Linked DNA regions of Homo sapiens: region 2 is linked to region 1. Evidence: chromatin loops called from intact Hi-C (ENCODE). Cell type or tissue: heart right ventricle. All regions are shown on one strand. Links, peaks and the distances in the headings refer to the core of each region. The heading gives the core; the rest is flanking DNA.

Region 1 (5,380 bases), core at 281-5,280:
AATTCTTTTTTTTTTTTTTTTTGAGACGAATTCTCACTCTATTTCCCCAGCTGGAGTGCAGTGGCGTGATCTCAGCTCACCGCAACCCCCACCTCCCAGGTTCAAGCGATTCTCCTGCCTCAGCCTCCCGAGTAGCTGGGACTACAGGCATGTGCCACCATGCCTGGATAATTTTTGTATGTTTTAGTAGACACGGGGTTTCACTATGTTGGCCAGGCTAATCTTGCACTCCTGACCTTGTGATCCACCCACCTTGGCCTCCCAAAGTGCTGGGATTACAGGCATGAGCCACTGCACCCGGTCACCATTGTGAAATTCTTAATCATTGTTGAACAATGGACCCTGCACTGTCATTTTGCACAGGGCTCCACAAAATATGTAGTGTTCCCCTGGACATTGCCTTGTTCAAGGAAAAGGTTCCTATTTGGGAGTGGTAAGGGATAACACTGTAACAGGAGTTAGGAATTCAGAAAAAGAGGGCCATGGATGCTACGTTCCACTTTCTCCTGTAGAAAGAGGGCTACACCGGCATGTTTTTGAGCAGCAAAGTAACTCAGTAACATTGACATTTTAGGAGGACTCATCTGATGCTCAGACGATGGGAAGAGACAGGGTTGGTTTGGAGACTCTCATCATGATCCATGGATAAGGAAGAAAGTCCACTTGGGAATAAATAAAAGAGGGCAAATTTGAGAAACAAGTGGAAAAAAAAGAATTGCTATGTCTTGATAATAAATTCATGAAAAATGGAGAGAGAGAGAGAGAATGAGAGAAAGAGAGAGATGTGAATTAGACTTACTTATATGACACACTCTTTGATCAGACTTTTGAAAACAACAAAAGCACTATTACTATGATTATTGGTAGCCAAATTGGTAGGGCTGCCAGGAGCCTTTGAAGTAATGTCTTCATCTGGGAATTTGCCAGTAAGGTGAACATGCTAACATCATTCATTTGTCCATTCATTCATTTCATTCATTCAATATTTACTGATCACCTACTGTACGTCCAAACACTGTCTTAGACATGAGGGATCCAGCTGTGAATAAAACTGTCACAAGTTCTGCCTATGGAAAGTTTACAGCCTAGAGAGGGGGAAAGATGTTAAACAAATAATTACAATTTGGGGAGTGTCATGCCAGGAGCTTCATGTAGTTTGGGAATTAGGGAAGCTTGTCTGGCCTTTTCTCCCAGGAAACTCAAACAAATAAATAAAAGGAGTTGTCAGGCCCACAGCATTTAATTTGCCTCCTTCCAGTTCTACTTAACAACAGCTTGTATGTGTATGTGTATGTGTGTGTATCTGTGTATGTGTGAGTAATTTTCATTCCCGAAAGACTTGACAGGCCTGATAAGAAAGAGAGAATGAGAGACAGAGAGAAGGAGCGGGAGAGAGAGAGAGCGCGCGCGCACGAGAGAAAGCGACAGAGGAAGACAGAGACAGGTACTGACAGTAAAGTTGTTGGTGACAGTGACAAATGAAAGAAAGGAGGGGAAGCCGGTGATGCCTCCCTTTTATTCTCTTCTGAAACGGTTTTCCACTGGGTTTAATAGGAAATGCTTTTCTCCTCTGCCATCCGCATGGTTTTTGTCTCTCTTCCTAGTCCTAGTTTTTGTTCTGAGGATGGGCATCCCTCAAGCCAGACTGAACTTTTCCCTAGGAATTTTGGAAATGGGACTGGAAGAGAAAATTCAATAGCAGTCGGAGGTGGCCATTTTCACCCACATGAATTGGGAAACAAAGCCAGTCAATATTGCGGGAGAAGATGGAGCACAGAAGACGGCCAGAAGAGTAGCCTGAGAGTGTTCAAATCCCCAATTCCAGCTTATTTCCACCCAAGTCGCTAATACAGTCCTGTCGTTCAGTTTGATGAGATACCCCAGTATGTTTATAATAAGTGTTCCTTTTTGCTTAAGCTTGTTCAGGGTTTCTAGTGTTTGATTCTCTATTATTTGCAAACAAAGAGGTTCCATATGATAATTGTTGAAGAGGGGCATCCCGTGGTGGCAGAAAGCTATCAGCACAACCAGGTAAAGCTTTGAGATCTACTTTTAAATCCTGTTCTACCAATCAAAGACTTCTGGGTATGTGGATGCAGGTGTTTGTAAAAGTGAGCAAAACGTACACTTCTGACAGAATGCACATGGCAGTTATCATACTTAGGACCTGGGTTAAGAAGTGTTGAACAGCAGCTTGGATGGCTATTTATGATGCATCCTCTCCATATGGTGCCAGGTCAAGATCACAAACCCTGGATACAACAGAGCATGAGCCCCCTGAAAACTCTCTCCGCGAAAAGGGCAGTGGTACCTGTTTATAATTTAGTCTTTTACCTTCCCTTTTCTGTTGAATCCTACCCTAGGTTTAGCTGGACGCATCCTTATATGTAATCTTTGACCTTGACATTATTGCCTTCAAGGACACTACCAGGCATAGGTCTTTGGGAAAGCTATTGGCTGATGAATGGATAACTTCCTAGAAAGTAACAAGCAGGACCACCATCAGAGGCTTCTGGTCTCCTCCAGAGCTGGAAGCTGATACTGTGTGGCACACATCATATGTACAACTCTCCTCTGCTCTTCCTGTGCATGGTTCACCCACCAAATTCTTTCCTTTGCCTGGCATTATCTGACTCTAGGACAAAGCCACCGTTCCCCACCAGTGGCCCGTGTCATCTGTGGGTCTGACATGTTCCTCTTTGGGGTACAGAAGCATCGAATTTCCCGGTAAAGAGAAGAGGGTGGCTGACAGAATGCTTGGAGAAGGTGAAATGAGAGACCTGGTTATCTGCGTCGGTCTTGCCCTAATCCTGGCCACATTTCCCAAACAAGGCTGAGAGCCAGGGATGATTTTTGTGTGGAGTGCTAATGCCTGAGCTCAATTTGCTCCTTGCCTTCTGATTCCAGGTACCAATGATAACTGTTCCCTAGCCAAATGTTGCCCTGCATGCTGTTATCTGTTGTATTCACTGACCAAGAATAACATAGGCCTGACTGTCTGCTCATCTACTGCAGGGAGTACTCAGAGAGGACGAGGTGAAAATGATGATCAGGTCACTGAGGTAGCCCTCGATGGTCTCAAGGAACAAGGTGAGCTCTGAGGGGTGCTGGGCTGGCCTGGCCTCAGTGACTCTTACAGGAGAGCACTCAAGCAGCGGGGGCTGAGACCAGGTACACACTGTTCTTTCTTCATCCTAAGGGATGTCCCGGCTCTGCTTCCTTTAGGGAGATTAAGAGATATGAATTCAGGCCAGCATCTAGTGCTGGGCATTTGGCGAGTCAAAACCAAGAGAATACTGAAAGCCAAAAGGCTCGGTCTCAGAATTACCATGCAGTGATTTCAATGATTGAGCCTCACGCATGGGCTCAAGTTGTTTTAGAAAGATGTCTGTTCACACGAACACTGCGAAGCTATTCTTTCCCTAAGCACCACACTCTCAGTTTGTCAAAACATTTGAAGAAGACTAATTCATGCCTCAAAAGGAATTCTCTCTCACTCACAAAGCTGCCAGGTTTGTGAGCTTGAGGCTTTCATGTTAAAATAACTCAAGACACTAGAGGAATAGGGAAGAAAAACCTCAAGTGGAAATGCCTTACGATGTCACTAAGAGGGCAGAATCCACAATTCACATGCTCACCGGGAGGATGGGGTGGCAAAGTCAGATGGCTCAAGCCAGCTCTGACTGGTTCGGATACTTGTGCGAAGCAGTACAGGGTAGCAGTCACAAGCATGGACTTAGAATCCAAAGGTGCATGAGATCAAGTCCCAGCTTTTCCATTTACAAGGCATGGGATTTTGAGATAGCTCCTTCAGCGCTGGAGGCTTGGTTTCTTCTTCTATGGATGGGAGGACTGTAACAACAGTACCTCCTTACAGGATTGCTGTAAGGATTAAATTAGTTAGCACACGCAGCAGGCATGTGAGCATCAGATAGTTCTTGGGGTGCTCTATTGGGGTGTAGGGAACCTCATCAAAACCCTCTCCAAGTCAGGGAGGACTGGGAAGCAGCTGACAACACTGTCACTACAAGTGTTCAACTAGCACGGCTGTTCAGCCGCGGGGAACTTTTCCTTCCATCACAAACAGGTCCCTGAAGTACAGAACAGAAACTCGGCAACTGACATAAACAATTTCAAACAATAATTTCAGAAGACAAATTGCTCCATTTGGGCACCAAGATTCCTCTCTGAGGCTTTCCCCACTTGTTTATGTATTCTGTGGCACAGAGCCATGAGTGAATTAAGCAGACAGCGCGCACACACGCCCGGGGCCGGTGGGAGGGGCCTCCGGGAAAAGGACCTGCCATTTGACCTGCGTTCCTTGAAAGCTATTGCTGCAGAGATGCCTGAGACAAAGGGACTCAGATTTACGCCTTCTTGTGTTCGCTTGTTCATCGAGAGAGGCCACAAGATTGGGTGCCAGGAGATCTGAGTTCAAGTGCTTCACCATGCTGTATGTGTAAATTCGGGCAGGTCATTCCCGTTTCTATACCTTAGTTTCCCATCCCTGTAAGACAGACGTCATTATACTCACCTCTAGGGTAATTATAGTGGTCAAATTAAGAGCCCTTTATCCCTAATAAATTACCATACGAAGATTAATGAGGTTAACCGTGGGCATCCACTAAGTAGCTGAATAAAAATTAGATATAAAGGAGAATTAGAGTTTGGAAGAAAGGGTGTATTTTATGAGGCAAAGAAGTTCTTCTAAAATTAAGAGGAGAGTCTTCATTCCATGGGGCTGTGGTTCTTGAATACAGGTTTACGTTCTTTTGAGAGCCTAAGTGAAGCTTGTGATATATACTATTCTATTATAGCATTTAAAGCATGTATTGCCTTTTCTGACTATAAAACAAGTGCGTGTTCATTATAGAAAATTTGAAAAATGTATAAAAGTTTCAGGATGAAAGGCAAAATTAATAGGAATTCAAGTCTGCAGAGATAAGCAGCACCTGCTAATACTTTGCCTTTTTTCTTCTGATTCATATACCTGAACATGGATATAAAAAGGTACCTACCCTACAATTTCTCAAGAATTGGGACTATATCATATGCAATTCTGAAACCTCCTTCTTGCATTGTAAACATCTTTGCATCTCATGATCCTCTGAAAACACGATATTTAAAGTGCATGTTAAATCCCATTTTTTATGTATTTAAATATTTTCTTTTTGTTAACCAACTCCAGTTTTTCCCTCGGTGTTACTGTAGCACATATACCACTGCAAAGAGCATCCTCAAAGATAATCTTTACCTCTCTCATACTATATATATGTTATATATCATATACAAACATATGCATATACATATATATAAATGTAGGTATATTAACCATTCTTTAAATGTTAGAAAATAATCCTGGCTCTACTGTTAGACACAA
Region 2 (5,380 bases), core at 171-5,170, 50 kb after region 1:
CTTGTCCCACTTCTGGTAGGTCAGGGGGCTGAGCTTCAAATGTAGCTTTGTCTAAAACATAAACTTTCAAAACTACCAAGTAATCTCCCTGTCTTCGGTGGGGGCCCCTAGAAAAGTGACTCTGCCAATGTTGGGTTTGGGGGCAGGAGGCTTTCCAGGGAATGGCTTGGAAATAATTCCTACAAAGGAGTGAGGAAAGCAGGATAGAGCATGAGGAGAAGTTAAACTGTGACGTGTTTCCGATCGAGGTCTCAGCAGATTCAAGCAGAGTAAGACCTATTAGGCACTCGCCTCAGGGCAAAATGTCAGGGTGCCAGAAAACTCAGTAATCAAGATACATATTTTAATGCAGTATTCAAACGTTTAAACTAATGTAAAAAAAAATCATGATGAACAAAGAACCAAAATTTCAAATAAAAGGCAAAATCCAACCCTGTATTTACATGGCTGACCTCACTTGCCCCACCCTAATCCCCATCCTGTCAGGGTTTGCATTTACCACATTTTAAAAAAATTTATGATTATAATTTTTTAGAGGAAGGGTCTCACTCTGTTGCTCAGGCTGGAGTGCAATGGTGCGATCACAGCTCACTGCAGCCTAGAACTCCTGAGCTCAAGCCATGCTCCAACTTTGGCCTCCTGAGTAGCTGGAACTACAGGCACACACCACCATGCCCAGCCAATTTTTGATTTGATTTGATTTTTTTTTTATTTGTGGCAATGGAGTCTCACTATATTGCCCAGGCTGGTTTCAAATGCCTGTTCTCAAGCCATGTTCTCTCCTTGGCCTCCAAAGATGCTGGGATTGCGGGAGAAAGCCACTATGCCCACAGCCCTATAAAATATTTTGTGCCGGGCGTGGTGGCTCACGCCTGTAATCCCAGCACTTTGGGAGGCCAAGGTGGGCAGATCACGAGGTCAGGAGATCGAGACCATCTTGGCCAACATGGTAAAACCCCGTCTCTACTAAAAATACAAAAATTAGCTGCGCGTGGTGGTGCTTGCCTGTAATCCCAGCTACTTGGGAGGCTGAGGCAGGAGAATTGCTTGAACCAGGGAATCGGAGGTTGCAATGAGCGGAGATCATGCCATTGCACTCCAGCCTGGCAACGGAGCAAGACTCTGTCTCACACACACAAAATTTTAATACTCTATTATAAACTTTTTGCATTAACTTTTTAAAATATTGATTTAAATATTTATTTGCTTGTTTATTGAGATTTTTTGGTTCTCCCTTAAATTTCGCATCTCAGTCAAGTTCTTCACTCACCTCACCCTAGTTCTGGCCCTGAATCCCAGGGAACTCTGGATCTGGGATAATCCTTCAGAGTTGTCCTGCCTTAAAGAGATGAGATCAGGCCTTTTTTTTTCTCCCATCCCCAGAACCAGTTATTGGATAGATGTGTTCCTAGGAAGAAGATGTAAGCTTGGGTGATTCCCATTAGCTGAGAGCAAATCTCTGAATAGGATTCAGCTGAGAGCCAGAAGCCCCCAACACTCCCAGAAGCTGGTCGGCTCTGGGAGTTACAGCCTTGTAACCACTACACTTCCCAACGCAACTAACCTCAAGTCCAGGGCTTTCCCTACTGTCCCCTTCTCTCAACTAGGGGCAAATCTTGTCATTAGATTAGAACTTCTATGGAGGGAAATCTGCTTGGAGTGTATTGTTTACAAAATAAAAATTTCCAATATCATGTGGTTTATCAAGGAGGATATTCAGGGTTGGAACTATTTATGCGTCAATTCAAGAGTTCTGTGCTGTTATTTCCATCTGCAAAGGTCATTCTACTAAGGCTAGAACTTAAGCCCCAGGGAGTTTCTTGGCTTAGTGAAGACTTCTAGTTTTCAACAGCGATGAGACAAGGAGTGTCTGAATTCATTCAGCATCAGCCTCCAACTCCACCCCACACGTATCCGCTGGTAAGTACCTCAATTTCATGTGACTTTGCATATTCTCTCATAGTAGCTGTCTGTCGAACCCCTATATGCTGACATTAAGGTTCAGACATGTTCATCTTGCTGCATTCTACCTGGGACTCCATCAGCTTGGAACGCAAATGAGATGAATTGGTGAGAAACAGGCCAGAGGTGCTGTTGCAGGTGCCATGGTCTGTGGAAAAACAATGCTTTGGCTGGTTCACTGGAGACCGTGTCATCAAGGGTGTCAGGCCCAATAGGGACAGGACTTGAGGTCTCATAGGTCAGGGGATTTAGGCAGGGGTTATACCTGGAGGAGGGGTGACCAGCCAAGCTAGGCATTCAGAAATACTTTAATAAGAGCGTACAGGCAGGAGCAGACGGGTAGAAAGTACAGAGAAGGGATTTGAGCAGTGGGGATCTGAGGACTCTAAATGGGATTTGGAACAGGGTTCTGTGGACAGGAGAGGTTGGCTATCCCAGTCCCTCAGTTACAACTGCCATCACATTGTCTTTAAGGACACAGACTCTGAAGCCTGACTGCTTCAGTCTGAATTTCAGTTCCTCTACATACCACCTGTGTTGACCTTGGATAAGTTACTTAACCTCTCTGTGCTTTACTTCTTCAGAGAAGGCAATAATGTGGGCTTTGTGAATTGTCATAATGTAAAAGAGTTAATAAGTGTAAAGCACTTAGAACAGTGCCTGGCACAGAGAAAGTGCTGGGGTTTTGTTTGTTTGTTTGTTTTTTGACGGAGTTTCGCTCTTGGTGCCCAGGCTGGAGTGCAATGGCGCGATCTCGGCTCACGGCAACCTTTGCCTCCCGGGTTCAAGCGATTCTCCTGCCTCAGCCTCCTGAGTAGCTGGGATTACAGGCATGCGCCACCATGCCTGGCTAATTTTGTGTTTTTAGTAGAGATGGGGTTTCTCCATGTTGGTCAGGCTGGTCTCGAACTCCCAACCTCAGGTGATTCACCCACTTCGGCCTCCCAAAGTATTGGGATTACAGGCATGAGCCACTGGGCCCGGCCTGGTTATTTTTTTTCAGACATCTTGTCAATTCTTCCTTTACCTGTTCTCTCCCCTATTTACCTTCTCCCTTTCCTTCCTTTTTTCTCTTTTTTCCTTAACAGGTCCTCATGTGAACACAAGTTATTATCCAAAACGTGGTGTCCTTCATGTTTAATTTAAAATCAGGTAAAGGAAAGGGAGCATATTCTTCTACTTCAATTGCTCCTTTCTGCTTCTTTCTGGTTCTCAACTGAGATTTTCCCATGGCTATGAGGCTCCAAATAGAAAACCTGTTTCCTACCCTTGACCTCTGTGCTCATTACCTCATCATTAAGCCTCTATTAGCTTTTTCTGGACCCTAATGTTACCTAGATTAGATTTAACGTGGCATGGTCAAGTACACAAGGAACCATTCAGGCCATCAGAAAGCTTTCTCCATTTCATGAGAAATCTTGAATTCATTTTGAGATGACTTCAGGAGAGTGCAGAGATGTTCTTTTTTTAAAAAGTTATTTTTGCCTGTGGAACACACCATTTCCACAAATAATGAGTCTCATCCAAAACGCCGCTGTGGGCAGGCAGACTCACAGCTCGCGAGACAGTAACTCTTTCCTCCCCCACTCCTCCACTCTCCCATGGCTGGCTCATCAGCATGGAAGAGAAAATTCATCAGCTCTGGAGAGTCATCTTAGAGATACGCAGATTTAAAATATGCAAGACAGTATTGCAAAATTAAAAATCAGTAAAATCCCACAAGCGGAACCAAATGGACAGTTTTTAGTATCTCCTTACTGTTGAGGGTGGAGATAGGAAATTAATAGAGAACCACATAAAGTAGCTTGAAGCAAAAATAACTTGTGAAAAGTGGTGCTAGATTCAGATAAGCCTGAGAATGGACGTTGTTTTCCTTCTACAGAAAGGCAGAAGCATGAAACAGCTCCGTTAAAGAGAAGACAGTATTTGTACTCAGGATTTGAACAAGGCCCATTTATTGAATATAGTTGCAGCACTGGAATCTGCAAGACAAAAGAGAAAGAGATGGATCAAAGTTCAATGAATTAGAATTGTTTGTTTTGAAGCCTAAACATTCCACAACTTCACGCGCTGCAATTAATATTTACCCCAAATTAAGGAAAAGACTAATCTTATTCAGAAGAGAAGTAGATCCGTGAATAATGCAAAACTGGCAACCAAAAGGAGAGGCTCTATCTGTTCGTTCGTCTGTATCTGGAATGTCAATCTGAGCTTCAGAGAATTCATAGACAAGTAGGGAGAAAGCTTTACAGAAAAGACAGATTTGGTGCTGGGATAATAAGTCTAAGCAGGAGTTTACCAGGTAGACAAGGTGTTCTCTCTACCCAGGACACCTCTCCTTGTCCCCTGGCAGATAGGGAGAAAAGAGGCAACCTTCAGGTTTGCTCTTTAGGAGATCTGCATTAGCTGAAATATACAATATTACGGCAGCAATTTTAAGAATCACAGACCTCTCTGGGAATCTCACGAGCATCCTGCTCCCAATGCAAACACACAAATACACAGAACTTAACACACGATTTCAGGAGGTTCCTAAACCTGTTTGTAGGCATGAGGTTGCATGGCTCTAGGCTTAAGAGGAGGAGGCAGAAAAGACCAGAATGGAAACACCTTCCCGTTAACTGAATCAACAACCTGCCCACTGAAGCCGTTGTGGTAGATAACACCAGTGCCGTGTTATTGGTAGTTTGTGGTAGATCATAGTTTAAGTTAACAGCTTTGTGCCTGGCACATAGTTCCTCCCATAGTGTATAAATAATGGACACAGTTATTCTCAAATAAGCCCTTTATTTTGATTATTATATATTTTGGTGTAAAGAAACCCTTATTTTGTGTTAAAATGAAAAGAAATAGTTAAAGCCAGAAGACCCACTTCACATTATCAGTCAAGATCTTGGAACCTGCCAGGAATCTTGCACGCTGCCAGGAAAAAGCAGCCCCTTTATAGAATGGTGTCTGAATACGGCTCCGTTCTGTTAGTGGCACCTTCTCTGTAAACATTTATCGTATAGGATCACGGGGAAAGCTGGCAGCACAAGACTACCTTTTGTGGCAAAGCTGCTTCCTCATGGGAGGGGCGATTACTAAGTTTGGGAAATATTTCTTGAAATTAACAGATTTTGGACATGTCATGGGTACCATACTTGCCTTAGACATGCAACTTCAAGAAGAATTTTACTACCTCGAACTCCCCCTAACTTCTGCCCTCCCAACCAGACTGTTACCCCTTGAACTCTTCTATATAGAATTATGGAGACCTTAGGATCTCTGCTGATGAATGCTGTAAGCATGTCAGGGTAAGCGTGGGTTCTCTGGAAAACTAATGGTTTTCTTATTTTCCTGCAAAAGTAAATTTAGGACAACATATCATTATTAGATTTATAACATGGACTTTTTTTTTTCTTATTTATTTCTGGAG

Evidence for each region. A loop is a pair of places that touch in the nucleus more often than their neighbours do. Peaks named below come from ENCODE experiments on the same cell type or tissue, not always from the same donor. Only the 100,000 strongest peaks of a DNase experiment are listed, where the experiment ranks them.
Region 2: it touches region 1 in a loop (7-fold over the local background); 2 of 110 quality-filtered maps call a loop at or near these places.

The regions. Positions count from the first base shown.
Region 1 is chr17:12,679,488-12,684,867 of GRCh38, reverse strand. All of the region lies in intron 1 of MYOCD (myocardin), which reads right to left. All of the region lies in intron 2 of MYOCD-AS1 (MYOCD antisense RNA 1), which reads left to right. Among named protein-coding and RNA genes, the nearest start is that of MYOCD, 16 kb to the right of the region's middle. In heart right ventricle, for the core only: no CTCF peak of the experiment used is centred there; no DNase peak of the experiment used is centred there; H3K4me3 peaks cover 714 bases; H3K27ac peaks cover 4,860 bases.
Region 2 is chr17:12,629,438-12,634,817 of GRCh38, reverse strand. The region is part of intron 3 of LINC00670 (long intergenic non-protein coding RNA 670); the gene reads right to left. Among named protein-coding and RNA genes, the nearest start is that of MYOCD, 34 kb to the left of the region's middle. RefSeq lists an enhancer at 3,152-4,351. In heart right ventricle, for the core only: no CTCF peak of the experiment used is centred there; no DNase peak of the experiment used is centred there; H3K27ac peaks cover 3,556 bases.